Regions from separate parts of the Homo sapiens genome. Here region 1 is linked to region 2. A link is an interaction called in ENCODE POLR2A ChIA-PET data of the cell type or tissue named here. Cell type or tissue: PC-9. All regions are shown on one strand.

Evidence for each region. ChIA-PET counts read pairs that join two places held together with the same protein. Peaks named below come from ENCODE experiments on the same cell type or tissue, not always from the same donor. Only the 100,000 strongest peaks of a DNase experiment are listed, where the experiment ranks them.
Region 1: POLR2A ChIA-PET joins it to region 2 with 12 read pairs; 3 of 35 experiments call an interaction of 5 or more read pairs at or near these places.

What each region holds. Positions count from the first base shown.
Region 1 is chr12:27,317,214-27,325,213 of GRCh38, reverse strand. STK38L (serine/threonine kinase 38 like) reads right to left here. Exons shown (of 14, transcript NM_015000.4): 10 at 7,761-7,878; 11 at 7,195-7,318; 12 at 5,791-5,886; 13 at 2,980-3,071; 14 at 1-2,886. The coding sequence ends at 2,759. Among named protein-coding and RNA genes, the nearest start is that of BMAL2, 12 kb to the left of the region's middle. In PC-9, no CTCF peak of the experiment used is centred here; no DNase peak of the experiment used is centred here; H3K27ac peaks cover 990 bases.
Region 2 is chr12:26,866,537-26,874,536 of GRCh38, reverse strand. No RefSeq gene overlaps it. Among named protein-coding and RNA genes, the nearest start is that of ITPR2, 37 kb to the right of the region's middle. RefSeq lists an enhancer at 1-11. In PC-9, no CTCF peak of the experiment used is centred here; a DNase peak (open chromatin) is centred at 3,366; H3K4me3 peaks cover 1,160 bases; H3K27ac peaks cover 1,308 bases.

The DNA of each region.
Region 1 (8,000 bases), 450 kb before region 2:
GTATTCAGAAGTGGCTGGTTTATAAGCAATTCCTTATTTTCAGACAGCACAATGCTTCAATACATTTAAAGATTTAAAGCTATGTTAGTAATAAATGCATAAAAGAAAAATAACATAACTTGCTTTAATACAAAGGTTTTTAATAAAAAAGTCAAAGTCTACATTAAATCAGGAAATTGATAAATCTGAATTATACAAGCTTTCTATATACTTAGAAAAACCAAAAACACACGGTTTATAATAAAACTCTTTTAATTCAAAATAGAGTCTAATTTAAAGAAAATGTCATTATGCCCAGTTGACTAGATAGGGTTTTGTCATTTAAATTAAATTATTCACCTGAAATATGGGAAATATATAATAGAGAAAATTCAATCTCAAGGGTACTTTGCAAATTATCTAGTTAATTTGCATCATGAATCAAATTCTTAGCTTCTAAAGGGCAGACACAGTCTTTAATTGCTTTTAGATAGGCACTTAAGAAATGCTTTTGATGAGGAGAAAACCCCAAAGATTGTGAATCACTCTATTAACTCCAGGGAAGAATGAGACTCTCAACAAAGTAGCTTTCCAGAACTACCCTTCCAGTGCCAAGAAAGTAAAACTATTTGCAAGCTCTTTCTGGTAATAAGAATGAGGGAACTCAAAACAAAAAATGCTCTATTATGCAATTAAAAAGTAAACTTAGGTAAATCAGTTTCTTTTTATCAATCTCTGTCAATTTGAATTAACGGTATTTTTCAATACCATTTCAAGAATAGTTACCATACTAGAACTAGACAATGTTGCAATTATCTCATATCTTACCTATTCATTATCACACTAGCAAAACAGTCCTTTTTAAAAAAAGGGGAGCGATGTGGGGTGAGAAAATCTCATAAACCTCAGCAAAAGTTAATATTATGTTAATTAAAGGCAGTTATAATTAGAAAAATTAGAGTTAGTCACATTGAGAAATCCCCAGTTTTTAATAGCTCTCTTTCCTAAATACTCAAAAAATCCAGACTAGAAAAATGGAAGTGAACTGTTAGATAAACACGTAAGTACTCAACAAATATTTAAAAAGAAACAAACCAAAAATGGGGGAGTTGGGGGAAACAGGATGGCCTTATGAAACACTGTGGAGCTACCCAGCAGCAACATTTATAAAAGCTTGTGTAGATTTGCATAATGCTCCTATGCAATTCTTCCCCATTAGGAAGACATTCCTACAAATAATTCATCACTTTAGATTTTGATCATAGATCATTTATAATGGTTATCATGGTTGTATCTTTAAAAAATTTCATCCATTAACAGTTATGACAAACATTAGGCCATTCTTTGCTAGTATATTATTCCTCAACTATTACTAATGAAACCAAAACCTCAGAGTTGTTTGAATTAGAATTAAAATATTAAGCTAGAAAAGATTATTTAATTCTTAGAGAGATACCCAAAGAATTTGATGCTGATATTATCTCCCCTATCCTCTCATCACAACCCCCTGGCCTGCATTTACTTCCTTAATTCCATCTATATTCACCACAGTGATGTAGCTAAACAAGAACAATATTGCCCTTTAATAAGCTGACCTCTATCAAAGATCTGTCAGGTCTGAATACAGCATGCCCACAGGAAAGGAAAATTCTACTCAGTTGTGAACATCCACTCTGTTCAAGATCTTTGGTACATTTGGAGCATAAGAAAATAATGGCACAATAATACAAGTACTATCAAAGGAAAAATTTTCATCAAAAGAAATAAAAGTTAACCAGCCATGATATGTAACAACTTTCTAGAAAACCAAAGTAAATAGCTTTTTGTTCTCTATAAGTCCATTTACATGATAGAAGTTTGACATTTAAAAAAATAGTTTAATAAAAATACACTAATTCTACAAGCAGCCTTCATGGTCATGTCTTAAATTCAACTCACCATAATCAAATTAAAATAATGCCATGTCCTCTTGTTAAAAAAAGAAGTTCTCTTGTCACAAGAAAATCAACTTTACATGTTATATAATACAGTACATCTCCCTATGAGTATACAGACTACGTATATGAAGGTCATCAGTATTTCTGAATGCAACGTAAATATATTAGTGGAGTGCTTGAGTGAAGGTGTTAAACTTTGTCTTCCTTATTATAAACTTGTCACTCCTTACTGTGAAGTTTGTGTAATAACTTGATGATAAATTCTATTTTGTAAAGAACCAGTGAATTTCTTTTTAAATCTCTTAAAACCATTACAGAAATTGTCTTCATATATATTCTACAGATGTCCAAACCAATAGGGCAATGTTCTAACACCAACTATGGAAGATGGCTTTTACTGATTATCTAGACCCATAAGATTTGCAGTAAAACATCAATACTGCAGTGTTACCTACAGGTTAGCCTATGTTGCTTTAAATGATATGTGTTTCTCCTGAATTGATTAGAGGTGTTACAGTTCAAAGCCACAGCACACACAGGCAGAATGGACCTTAATACGCATGTAGGCAGTGCAGTTAGAAAGGGATGTCTGTTCCTTTTATTCCAGTACCTTCATATAATAAAGTTAACAAAAATAATAAAATATTAAAAAAAAGAGCCAGCTGGCACTGCCAACCAATTCCTATAGTAGTCTTAGAAATCCTAATCCTGTAGAATTTCCTCTTGTAGTCAATAAGCACCACCATCTTCAGGAGTATTTCAGTGTATTGTTATCTACGCCAAGCAAGCCTGGTGATGCAGCTACCTGAGTTCTCTTGGTTATGGGTGAATGTTATCTTCATTCATAACTTCCCAGCTTTCATGTAGGTGGGGATAGAGCCACGTTGAGTCAACCCTTCAAACCTTTTATAGGTATAATTGAGAAAAACCCAGTCTTTGGATTTGTAGTCCGGTTCTGTGGTATTTGGCACTAGAAAGAGAAAAAATAAAGGAATTTCATTAGTGAAATGCCATCATCTTCAAAGACTTTTAATAGGGTTAGTTACATTACAGATTGTCTTACCTGGTTGTAAAATATCAGATTCAGGGAAGTCATCAAAATTTGAAGTATCATCAATGCTTTTGATTTCTATAGGGATTGCTGCTGGCCTTTCCCTATAAAAAGGTATTAAGTATGCATGGTAACTTTTCTTGAACTCTCAATTTCCAACAAATAATTCTACTTGTAAATTCTGCATACTATTCTACAGATACTAGAAAATCCAAGGAAATTTATTGTGGATTTGAGATTAGTTAAAGGGAGTTCAAAATAGTTGAGTATAATTTTTTATTAAAATGTTTTCATTTACTTAGAATTTTAAATATTTTTTTAATTTTTGGGGTTATGTGGTAGGTATATATATTTATAGGGTCCATGAGAGGTTTTAATACTGGCATGAAATGGGTAATAAGCACATCGTGCAGAATGGGGTGTCCATTCCCTCAAGCATTTATCCTTTGAGTTACAATCCAATTACATTCTAAGTTATTTTAAAATGTACAATTATTATTGACTATAGTCACCCTCTTGTGCTATCAAGTAATAGGTCTTATTCATTCTATTTTTTTTGTATCCATTAAGCATCTCCACCTACTTGCCATTTTTATATCTCTGTACCCAAGGCTTTCTCATCCTATTTTTTTAAGTGGAAAAATGAGCTAATGAAAAGTAAAAGAAGAGGTTTTATTTAAAAGATTGTATAATTGTATAAAGTATTTGAGATATTATGAGGACAGGATCCTTCTTAATTGATTTAGGAATAGAATTCTACTAGTAGACAATCCATAAATTAAAAGTCATTTGGGAAAATAAGGGGCACATAGGTGAAGGGACTATATATTTGTGATGAAATCTGCATGCAAAAACTTCTGTCATACAAATTTTAAGAGAATCAAAGATACTCAGTTAAAAAGAAACCAGTCATGAAAATGCCTTCTTATCATGCTAAAAAGTTTAGCTATACAAATGGTTAAAAGAAGCTATCAGTTTTTATTGCTTCTGTTTTTTCAACAAATATTTATTGGATTTATTAGGTGCTAAGTTTACCAAATTATTTAAAACCATATATATTTTTTACCAGAATTATTCCAACTCATTTATACTTAGTATACTACTTTAATAAACCTAGTTTAGAGGAAAGAACCCTGGAGGCCTGAGAGCTAACCTTCCTTGTTATTAACTAGCAGTATGACCTTAGGCAGCCAAATCCCTGCTCCATGACTGTTCCCTCATTATAAAACCAAAAGAACTGGCAGTCTCTAAGCATCCTTCCCACTGTAAAAGGGAGGGTATTCTAGTTCTATTCAATTAAGTTATGTGTGTATAGTATTATACAGCATAGTGGTTAAGAGTTAGGCCTCCACCAGGAGAATGGCGTGAACCCGGGAGGTGGAGCTTGCAGTGAGCCGAGATCACGCCACTGCACTCCAGCCTGGGCGACAGAGTGAGACTCCATCTCAAAAAAAAAAAAAAAAAAATTACTAGCTGCAGCACTATAGTCACATTACTTAACTTCTCTGTGCCTTAGTTTCCTCACTTGTAAGACAGGGATAATAACAGTTCCTATTTTATAGAGCTTATATGAGGATAAGATGAGAAACGCAAGTAAAGTACTTAAAACAGTGCTGGACACAATAAATGATTTTTAAAAATTAGCTATTATTACAACAGGCAGAGTGGGCTAGGCGCCTGTAATCCCAGCACTTTGGGAGGCCGAGGCAGGTGGATCGCTTGAGCTCAGGAGTTCAAGACCAGCCTGGGCAATTGGGCAACATGGTGAAACCCCATCTCTACAAAAAAAAAAAAAAAAAAAAAATCAACAAAATTAGCTGGGTGTGGTGGCACATGCCTATAGTTCCAGCTACTTGCGGGGATGAGGTGGGGGGATCATTTGAGGCCTGGAGGTCGAGGCTGCGGTGAGCCATGATCATGCCACAGCACTCCAGCCTGGGCGACAGAGTGAGACCCTGTCTCAAAAAAATAAGTAATAATAATAGGCAGAGTGCCTAGCACACAGCAGGTTCACCAGTGAAGAGCTGTACCAAGGAAATGACACATAAGCTATCTTGGAAGATGCAAAGGAGCCAGCTAGGCAGGGTAGGGGTAGAGGCAGCAGGGAGAGGGCATTTCAGTCAGGATGGATAGCAAATAGCAAAACTTAGAGGTGGGAAGAGGAGTAGGAGAGGCCATCCAAGACGCAACTCCTGCAGATGAGGCAATCGCCATATCCTGCAGTCCTAAGAAAGCAGTGAAGGCTTCTTAACTGTATTCCAAGTGCAAAAGGCCACAGGAAAGTGGCATGGCCAGATTTATGCTTCTAAACTGTTGCTGTGTGGAGAACAGATCAGAACTACCAATGGTAGTTTGGCCATAAACTGAAAAAAGCCAATGCTCACAATTAACAACTGTAAGCAAATTCTTAAAAGTTACTTGTATTATTTAATGCCCAACCACCGTTTAAAGAGGGACTGTACCTTATTATAAATTAATTAAGGAGACAGTATGTGGTATATTACAGCAAGGACAAAAATGAGGGGTCACTGTGTGAAATGTAAATACATGTTTCATGTGCTAACAGCCTTCACTGTGAATATGAATATAAGAATTTAAACAGCTTCCCAATGTTCTTCCCTGAAAGTGGATGTTAGCCTAAAATGAGTCATCAAGCTGTAGCCACAATAGTCCCACTCACTTACATAATCCAGAAAACACTGCACTTAATGACATTATATGTTACTTTTGTATTTAATCTAGCAGAATCAGAGGTAAATTAATTGCCAACTCTAGAAATTTGTTTTTACTCAGACCTTTCCCATTCAAAGCCTAGGAACATACCTTATGTGCTCCCAGTCGACACCTTCAAAAAAGGGATGACCTTTTATTTCTTCTACTCCACTATTTCCAATTCTGTTTTCAGAATCAATACAAAATCTACAACATGGAAACAGAGAAATTATCATACACAAGTTACATCTAAAGTATTCTAGCTGCATTACTTCAAATATTTCTTTTTTAAAGAAATATAATGTTTTTCTTTTATTGATGTTAACTATGTTTATTGTAGGAAATGTGGAAGAAAATAAAAATCATCTGTAAGCGCACTGTTTAGAGATAACTACTGTAAATATGCTAATCTTTTACAATATTAAAAATACTGTGTTGCTACCATAGTTACTATGTTAGGTCTGCTTTTTTTCACTTGATATACTGAGAAAATTTGCCAAAGTCATTAAATATTTTTCAATAAATTTTTTTTTCGTTTGTTTGTGAGACGGAGTCTCGCTCTGTCACACAGGCTGGAGTGCAGTGGCGTGATCTCAGCTCACTGCAAGCTCCACCTCCCGGGTTCATGTCATTCTCCTGCCTCAGCCTCCCAAGTAGCTGGGACTACAGGCGCCCGCCACCTCGCCCGGCTAATTTTTTGTATTTTTAGTAGAGACGGGGTTTCACCATGTTAGCCAGGATGGTTTTGATTTCCTGACCTTGTGATCTGCCCAACTCGGCCTCCCAGAGTGTTGGGATTCCAGGCATGAGCTGCTGTGCCCAGCCAATAAATTTGTTTTCTAAAATTTACATATAGAGGTATTATAGACAGTCTACTATTGAGCCAGTCCACTACTGTTGAACATTTAAATAGTTTTCAATTTTCACTATTAAATACCATGAAAATCATAGTGTACCTAAATCTTTATACGTATCTGATTATCTGCATAAGCGAAATCCCTAGAAGTAGAACTTCTGGGTCAAAGGTCATACATAGTTTAGGGATTTTAAAAAAATAATATGCTGCCAACTGGCTATTCCCACAAGTTGTCCCAATTTATATTCCTTCCAGCCATTCACAGCAGTACCAAAACACTTCATATTAGTTGAGGAACACATGGAATTTTTTGCTTAGAAGATTTTACATATATACTTTTCATGACAGGAATCTGCTATTAACATTTTCCTTTTTCTCTTTAATGGAATCAGGTCATTGCATTCTAACAGAAGTGACCTTTTGCTTTTATATATATCAGTAACAGAAGCAATACAAGACTTCCTCCCTCTTTTTAATTCCTACGTTTTTTTCTGCATACTTCCTTTTAAGAGTTTACATTTTTAAAAACACCTTTATTGATCTCTTTGACTGTATACATCAGTGGTATCCCCTCTTCCCCCACAAAAGTGAAATGAGTCTTTTAGGTTCTTAGGAAGTTTTAAGACACTATGAACTCCTCTAGGAATTTAACCACTAACCTGAGAATTAAGTCCTTGGCTTTCTCAGATATAGGTACCTCTGGAGGAAATACCAGAGTTTCTTTCCAGTTCATCACTTTTCTGTACGTTTCTTGAGGTGTTTCAGAGCAGAAAGGTGGATATCCTATGTATCAAATAAATCAAAAATGTTTCATCAGCTTTGTGAGCAGTGAAGTTTATACCCACCAAACATGTGCGACAAGAAACCAAACAACCCTGAGTGCTCTATTTAACAGTCAAAAATGCCACCATTCATCAATTTACAATCACGTTGCTAATAAAGTCAATAAAATAAAGGATTGAAAGCACTGCCTCCCCTTTTACCTGAAAAGCTATGTAGATAACCACTTTTATACGTGGGAGTTTGGGTTAAATACCCACCTTCCTGAAACAGGATCCGTGGGGAGCTCACTGGTATTGATCAGTATGTATTTAACATTGGGGGAACATCAGAATTAAGCTTAAAAGACTTCAAATATTTTAGTCAATGATATCTGTAATATGTTCAAACAATGGCACTCAAGGAAATGTATATATTTTGTACATAAATGAATGATAAAACATACCTATTAGCATTTCATACATAATCACTCCCAAAGACCACCAGTCACACAATTTGTTGTAACCAGTCTGCATGAATACTTCTGGAGCAATGTAATCTGGTGTCCCAACTGTGGAATATGCCTACAAAGGAGCAACTCGTCAAACCAGCATTCTTAACATTTAAAAAATATCTATCTGAGGATGGCTTACTACTGGAAAAAGCAATATATAGAGGAGTTAAATTTTCACTTGTATTTATTTTG
Region 2 (8,000 bases):
TTGTGTTGGACAGGAGGACTCTTGCAAAGGATTCAACCAATAAATGACGCTCATCGAAAAAACTTCTGCTTCAAACTAAACAAATCCCAGGGTGAAAGTTTATGATCAGAGACTCTGAAGAGTATAAGCAGGGAAGTCCCATTAACTCACCAGGAATAAGGTGCAGGCATTTTCAATCAAAGGTAAATTTGGGGTTCTCCAAATAGGATGACCTCAGTGAATATGATGGCTTTAAAAGCAGGGGACAAACCGAAAGGGACATATTGTCCGTAATGAGTTTCTTTTTTCCTCTGGATTTCCATTTGTAAGCCTCACATACTGTTCCTTCCTTGGACTATTCTATCTGAAGTAGGACTGTCTACTGCAGGTACAACTGTAGTGATATGAACACCAGGTCACATATGTAACTGTATAAAAAATCTATGTTTATTTTCCTATAACGCAATCTAATTTTTGTTTGAGCCTCCATCCCTTCAATGTAGCAGAAATGCACCTCTGTCAATTTGGGGAGGTCCCCCACCCTTCCCAGGTTGCACCTAACTTCTGGAGGATGCAGAATTTTTGTCCCAGTGACAAAAAGTGGCACATGGGGGTATAGGGTTTGAGTCTGGTCTCTGGTCATTTTCCGGTCTAGGGCATTCACTGTGACGGCCAACACTAGAGTCACAAAAAAATCCCCCAACACTCCAGCTCCCACGGGGCCCACCCCCTCAATATTAATCTCTGGATGCACCTCAAAATCATTTCTCTTCCGGGATATTCTTGCTTTATCTCTTTGATCTGGGAATCCACAGACCTGTCTGAAGCTTGAGTAATCCCCCCTTCTCATCTGACACTTGAATGGGTGAGGGAGGAAGGGAAGGGCCCTTCTCAGTGGTCACCTTCACATCCCTGTGCTCCTGACTTCTAACCCCTTCCTTCCCCCACAGCTGGGAAATCTCTGTGTAATCTTGCATGAGATTTCTTTCTCTCGCTTAACAAATAGGCTTCTAAATCTTACGTACGCCTGTATCTTTCCCATTCCCCATGGGGACTTGAGTTTTGGAGACTCAAAAGTCAAAAGAATCTCATTTGTTTCTCTACTTTCTGTTAACTTACACTGCCTGGGGGTAGTGGAACTCAGAATAGTCTATCTGAGAGACTTGAAAGATGGTAAGAACGAGATCAGAGAAAATATTACAGGAAAACAGTGACTAATGCTTCAAAAGTATGTCCTACCCCATAATTATTGATTAATTCCCTAAGAGAAGTGGCTGGGATGGCATTTGGAACAAAGACGAAACCTTTTGATATGTGCTAAATGGCATATAGAAGCTGTAATATAACACATGGGAGATCTTAAGAAAAAATATTATTTGTAACAAATAGAAATTATTTAGGATATGCGCTAGATTATATGGAGGTCCCTCTCTCTCTACTGTGACTTGGCTGTAGAACCTGAGGCTCCTTGCTTCTCCTTCTAAGTACCGGCTTTCTCATTTGTTAAGTGGTGATAATAACCCTGACTTCACAAGATTTTTGTGAGAATTAAATTCAATTAAATCATCAAGGAGATGCATGATAGCCATTTAGCAAATGCTTGTTTGTCCTTTTGCTCTTTCATCCATTCACATGTTTATCTTTTCTCATCAGATATGCACACCCTACTTCTCCATAGCAAGACCACAGCCACTGTTAATGAACCTTGTGTAATATGTATAATAGGTGGTTGGGTGGGTGTGGCTCCATCCTACCCACTTATCTCATCCGTTACAAATGTACACCCTAAGTAAAATCCATAAAGGTAAGCCTTGGGTTCACTATTCCTATAGAGCTGATGAAACAAATGCTTATGACTAAGACCTCCCCATGGCCCTTAGTGGTTCCTAATGAATGAGTTTTGAGTAGAAACATTATCTTTAATGACAGCCTTTAAGCATGCACAGCACCTGCCTCCGCATCTCTTTAAGTGAACATTATCAGTGATGTTTTCTAGGCTTCACATACAGCATTGGAGGAGATAAAATCTTAGATCTAGAGTGGAATTCATAACTGCTATTTTTCTTTTTAAAATTGAGGTACAATTTTCACACAATAAAGTGCACAGGTCTTAAGTGTTCAATTTAGTGAGTTTTGACAATTCCACACAGCCATGTAACTGCTATCCAAAACAAAAATTTAACATTTTCATTACCCCAGACATTTCCTTATGCTCCTTTCCAGTCAACTGTCCCCCCAGCATGGCAGCATTTTTCAGTATGACAGCTCCCACATATTCTTAGGGGTGCTTTCTATTTTATTTAACATTGAAACTCTCACAACTGCCTTCTGTTGGAAGTAGGCTAATAATGAGAGCCAACACTTGCTAAGAAGAGATTTCATGCATCATCGCACTTAATATTCATAACTATCCTGTGAGGTAGGAACTATTATTTCTTCATTTTACAGATAAGGAAACTGAAGCTTAATGAGATAAAGTTGCTCACGGGTCAATGAGCTCTTCAGTAGCAGAGCTGGGATTTGAACTCAGATTGGTCTGATTCCAGACCTTGACTTTGTAACCAATATGCTACTGTGCTAAGGAGCAGAGGTGCCTCACGGTTTAGATAATGAGTGCGATTTTTCCCAGGTCTGGATTTTGTAAGAAAGGAAAAAAAGTATAAGTTGTTTATATATATATGTGTATATATATACACATATATATATACATATTCACAGTATAATCCCATTTCATTTAATATACTTATGAGACTTGTTCCCCTTTCATTAAATTGTGCCAGCAAGATTTTTACTAGTTGACTGTTAAGAACTGGTAATAGTAATAATGATCATCATAATGATGACTTTTATGAGAGCAACCATTTTTTAATACTTAACTATGTGTCAGGTGCTGTGTGAAACACTGCACCTAAATTTCCTTATTTAGTTCTCGTAATCACTATAATGGTAGTGTCTGTTACTAACATTTTTTTTTTTTTTTTTGAGACACAGTCTTGCTCTGTCACCCAGGCTGGAGTGCAGTGGCACAATCATGGCTCACTGCAACCTTGACCTCCTGGGCTCAAGTGATTCTCCCACCTTAGCCTCCCGAGTAGCTGGAACCCACCATGCCCAGCTAATTTTTTAGTTTTGTAGAGATGGGGTCTCGCCATGTTGCCCAGGCTGATCTTGCACTCCGGGGCTCAAGCATTCCTCCCACCTCAGCCTCCCAAACTGCTGGGATTACAGGTGTGAGTCACTACGCCCAGCCCATTTTTACAGGCTAAAAATGTGAGGCTTAGAGAGTCTGAGTGACTTGCGAAAGCTGCACAGCTAGAAAGTAGTGGAGCCGATTTTGAATCTTGGCAGTCTACCCAGAGAGCCTTTACTTTCAACCACTACATCCTCTTGATCCTCTGCATATGCCCTCGGTCCTGTTGATAAAGAATGGTCTTGGTTCCTGCCTGAAACAGCTTTCATCAGAATTAAATATGTGTGTGTGAATTCTGCCAGCTGGCTCTTTTTTAGATAAGATCATTTTAGTTCCAAACACTTAGGTCCACCTGGGCTTTAGAACGTGGGAAATAGCCAGGCTGGCCCTGGGCCAAGTTGTGAAGTAAAGGAAGTGTGTCTGGGACATTTTATCCTCCTCTGCACGTTGCCATACCCTCTAAAGATCCTATCAACCAAAGACTGCTCACCTTTCAATTCCTGGAGCCCAAGTCTTGCCAGAGGAACTGAGTCCTTCAGCTGTGGGCTTGTTGAGAGCCCTGCTTTTGCCCCTCCCTTGCCCCAGCCTGGGGTGGCTTTTCCCATTTATATCGAAGCCAGTTTCACTCTAGCTTTCCTGTCCAAGCCTGTGCTGATACCCTTAGGTAGGGAGGCTGGTAGAGGCTCTCCGGACATCCGAGGCTCTCTAGAAATAGGGCCTTTATCTATTTTTGGCAATCTCAGAGGTGTGTCTTCCAGTACTGATAGGAAAGGCAGGCAGGGCAACCTTACTGATAACAACAGCTCATCTGCAGATAGCATTGAATCTGTGTGCTGTGCTGTTCTGAGTGCTTTATAATACATATTAGTTTATTTAATCCTCAGTACAGCTCCAGGCAGTGTGTTTGTCAAGGCAAGAGACAGGGGTCACACAGGTGGAATTCTGAAGAGAATTTAAGGAAGGGACTATTTACAGATGAGTAGGTAGATTTAAGTGAATCCATGAGGGATGGGGAGGCATCCAGGAAACCAGCAGCAGTGGGCAGCTGTTCCCAGCCCTGGGCAGAAGGGGCAAGCCAAGGACCTCGTGTAACCGGAGCCTGATGAGGAGCTGCTGTAGGAAGGGCAGCTCTGCGGAGCTGTCTGTGTCTAGAGGGATGTGGCCAGAGCCCCAGTGGTGTGTGGGCAGGTGAGGAGTGAGGGAAACGCTGACTGCTCTCTCTTTCCTGTTTCCTTCCCGTTTCCCATTGGCTGAAACAACCAAAAGCCTGAGGTCAAGGGGTCAGTCCAGGTGATACAGGCTTGATGTGTCAGTCCCCAGAGGGCTCAGTACAGGGCCTAAAGGCACACCGAGAATAATCAGCCCATGAAGGAAGTGAGGCACAGAGAGGCTGAGCCATGGGCCCACATTCAAGGAGCTGGGAAGTGGCAGAACCAGGATCTGAACTGAGGCTGATAAATCTGCTCTTAACCACTCCACCACACTGGCTCTAGCATTTTCTTTCACACTTACGTAGTGTCTTACAGTTTTCAGAGAGATACTGGTGCCAAAAGACCTGAGAAACTACTTTGGAAGGTGCCCCAGTCGTATTATTCCCATCGAATTGATTCTAGTCTGACTCTAGGATCAGACTTTTGGTGTCACTATTAGGTAGAACTACTGGGATGAATGTAGTCCAATCTATGTAAGTTGTAAATTAAAAATAATATCATAAGTCCCCCACCGAGTGGAACTGTTTTGGCCAAGGGGACCCCAGAAAAACCTTAAAAACTGAGTTGCCAGGCCAGGCTCAGTGGCTCACATCTATAATCCCAGCACTTTAGGAGGCTGTGGCAGGCGAATTGCTTGAGCTCAGGAGTTCGACACCAGCCTAGGCAACAAAGTGAGACCCCGTCTCTACAAAAAACACAAAAATTAGTTGGGCGTGTTAGCACATGCCTATGGTCCTAGCTACTCGAGAGGCTGAGGTGGGAGGATAGCCTGAGCCTGGGAGACAGAGGTTGTAGTGAGCTGAAATCATGCCACTCACTCCACTGGGCAACAGAGCCAGACCCCCTCTCAACAAACAAACAAACAAACCAACAAAGTTGCCAGCCATGATGGGACAGGCGGTCAGACACGCCTTGTTATGTCCCCTCTTTTTTGGAGGTTAAACAAAACAACTGACCAGCATTAATGTTAAAATAGAGATCGTAAGACTGACAGAACAGACTGTGGCAAGAAGATATTAAATTATAAACAAGACCTTAGGCCATGCCAGGCAAAGGTGAAGTCAGACACCACTACATTTAAAGAACAGACTATGTTCTAACTGCCACAGAGCTTTTTTCTTTTTCTCTAGCAGCTATACAAGCACTAGCCTCCAGATAAGCATTATTAAAACTATCAGTAGCTCCACCAGATGCTGACTAACTAACCCCTGGTCACTGTTCCACCAGCCATCACTGCAGCTCTGACTGGACAAGAGATTGATTTCAGTCAGTGATCTCCTGATAAGAAGACCACTGACCATGAACTTGGTCCTGGTTGGTTTACAGGGACCGTGCACTTGAATGCCTTCATGTCCTGAAATAACCTTTTGACATATAGAACCTGATTATATACATTTAAATGTTAAGTCTCCACCCAAAGTAAACATGAGTTGAATGTTATATGTGTGTTTGTTCAATAGGCATGCCTCAGGACCAACTTCATGAATATTCATAGCTCCTCGTGTGACCTGTTGAATATGTGTGTTTAGTCAATGGTTCAGCATAAAGCTTCTACTCCAACCCCTCCTTCTTTGAAGCGCCTGTCTCTGGTCTTGGCCTAAGGCACATTTCCCAGCCTGTGGGATGGCCAGCCACCTTGCAGGCTGTAATTCTTTCTTTTCTTTTCTTTTCTTTTTTAAATTATACTTTAAGTTCTGGGGTACATGTGTGGAACGTGCAGGTTTGTTACATAGGTATACATGTGCCATGGTGGTTTGCTGTACCCATCAACCCGTCATCTACATTAGGTATTTCTCCTAATGCTATCCCTCCCCTAGTCCCCTACACCCCAACAGGCCCCAGTGTGTGATGTTCCCCTCCCTGTGTCCATGTGTTCTCATTGTTCAGCTCCCACTTATGAGTGAGAACATACAGTGTTTGGTTTTCTGTTCTTGTGTTTGTTTGCTGAGAATGATGGTTTCCAGCTTCATTCATGTCCCTGCAAAGGACATGAACTCATCCTTTTTTATGGCTGCATAGTATTACATGGTGTATATGTGCCACATTTTCTTTATCCAGTCTATCATTGATGAGCATTTGGGTTGGTTCCAAGTCTTTGCTATTGTGAACAGTGCTGCAATGAACATATGTGTGCATGTGTCTTTATAGTAGAATGATTTGTAATCCTGTGGGTATATACCCAGTAATGGAATTGCTGGGTCAAATGGTATTTCTGGTTCTAGATCCTTGAGGAATTGCCACACTGTCTTCCACAAGTTGAACTAATTTACACTCCCACCAACAGTGTAAAAGCGTTCCTATTTCTCCACATCCTCTCCAGCACCTGTTGTTTCCTGACTTTTAATGATTGCCATTCTAACTGGCATGAGATGGTATCTCATTGTGGTTTTGATTTGCATTTCTCTAATGACCAGTGATGATGAGCTTTTTTTCATATGTTTGTTGGCTGCATAAATTATCTTCTTTTGAAAAGTGTCTGTTCACATCCTTCACCCACTTTTTGATGGGGTTGTTTTTTTTTTTCTTGTAAATTTGTTTAAGTTCTTTGTAGATTCCGGATATTAGCAGGCTGTAATTCTTTACAAGAAATAGTCTCCTTTCTAAATTATAAATTACATGTTTTTTTAAGTTAACAAAACACATGTGTGTCTTAAAATTTTTCCCACCGGTGACAGAGATCCTAGTGATAGAGAAAAAGGCTTTATTCATCTGTTTAAAAGGTCCCTGTAAATAGTAGGCCCTAAACAGAAATTACTCATGATAGACACAGGTGACATTGGTAGGGCTTGGCCAGTTCAGTCAGTTGATAACTAAGATGGTCAAGTTTATGAAACAGAAAGATCACAAACTAGCAAGTGTTGGAAAACTGCTGGTAAGACGGGGAGAATAATTTTGTTTCAAGTTAAGAAAAACTGACACTTGTGGTTTCCGTGTGAGAGGAGTCAGTACTCAGTTTGAGCAACTTCTGCAAAAAAAAAAAAAAAGGTACCCTCCTGGGTTGAATCCAATTGAGGCAAGCCAACTGATAAAAAATACAAGCATTGTGTGGAAAGGAGATACTAAAAAACACTCTTTTGTGAAAAAGATACAAACTTCAATCAAGATAAATAAAACCATTGGAATAAGCTCTTCTTATATTAAAGAAGTAAAGTCTTAAGATAGTCTTTTATGGTTTATTATTTTATTTCTAATTAAGTTTTATTGTAATAAAACTTTATTTCTAAATAAAATCTTAATTAGAAATTAATGCTTAGCAAGCTTACTAAAGTACACTTTTTTTCCTCCTTTTTGAGACAGGGTCTTGCTCAGTTTCCCAAGCTGGAGTGCAATGGTATGAACATAGCTCACTGCAGCCTCAACCTCCCAGGCTCAAACAATCCTCCCACTCCGGCCTCCTGAGTAGCTGGGACCATAGGCGTGTGCCACCCCACCTGGCTAATTAAAATTTTTTTTTTTTTTTATATAGAGACAGGAGCCTCACTAAGTTGCCCAGGCTGGTTTCAAACTCCTGGGCTCAAGCAGTCCTACCACCTCAGCCTACCAAAGTGTTGGAATTACAGATATCAGCCACCACACCCAGCTAAAGTACACCTTTAATGTTAGGCAGACAACAGTTTCTA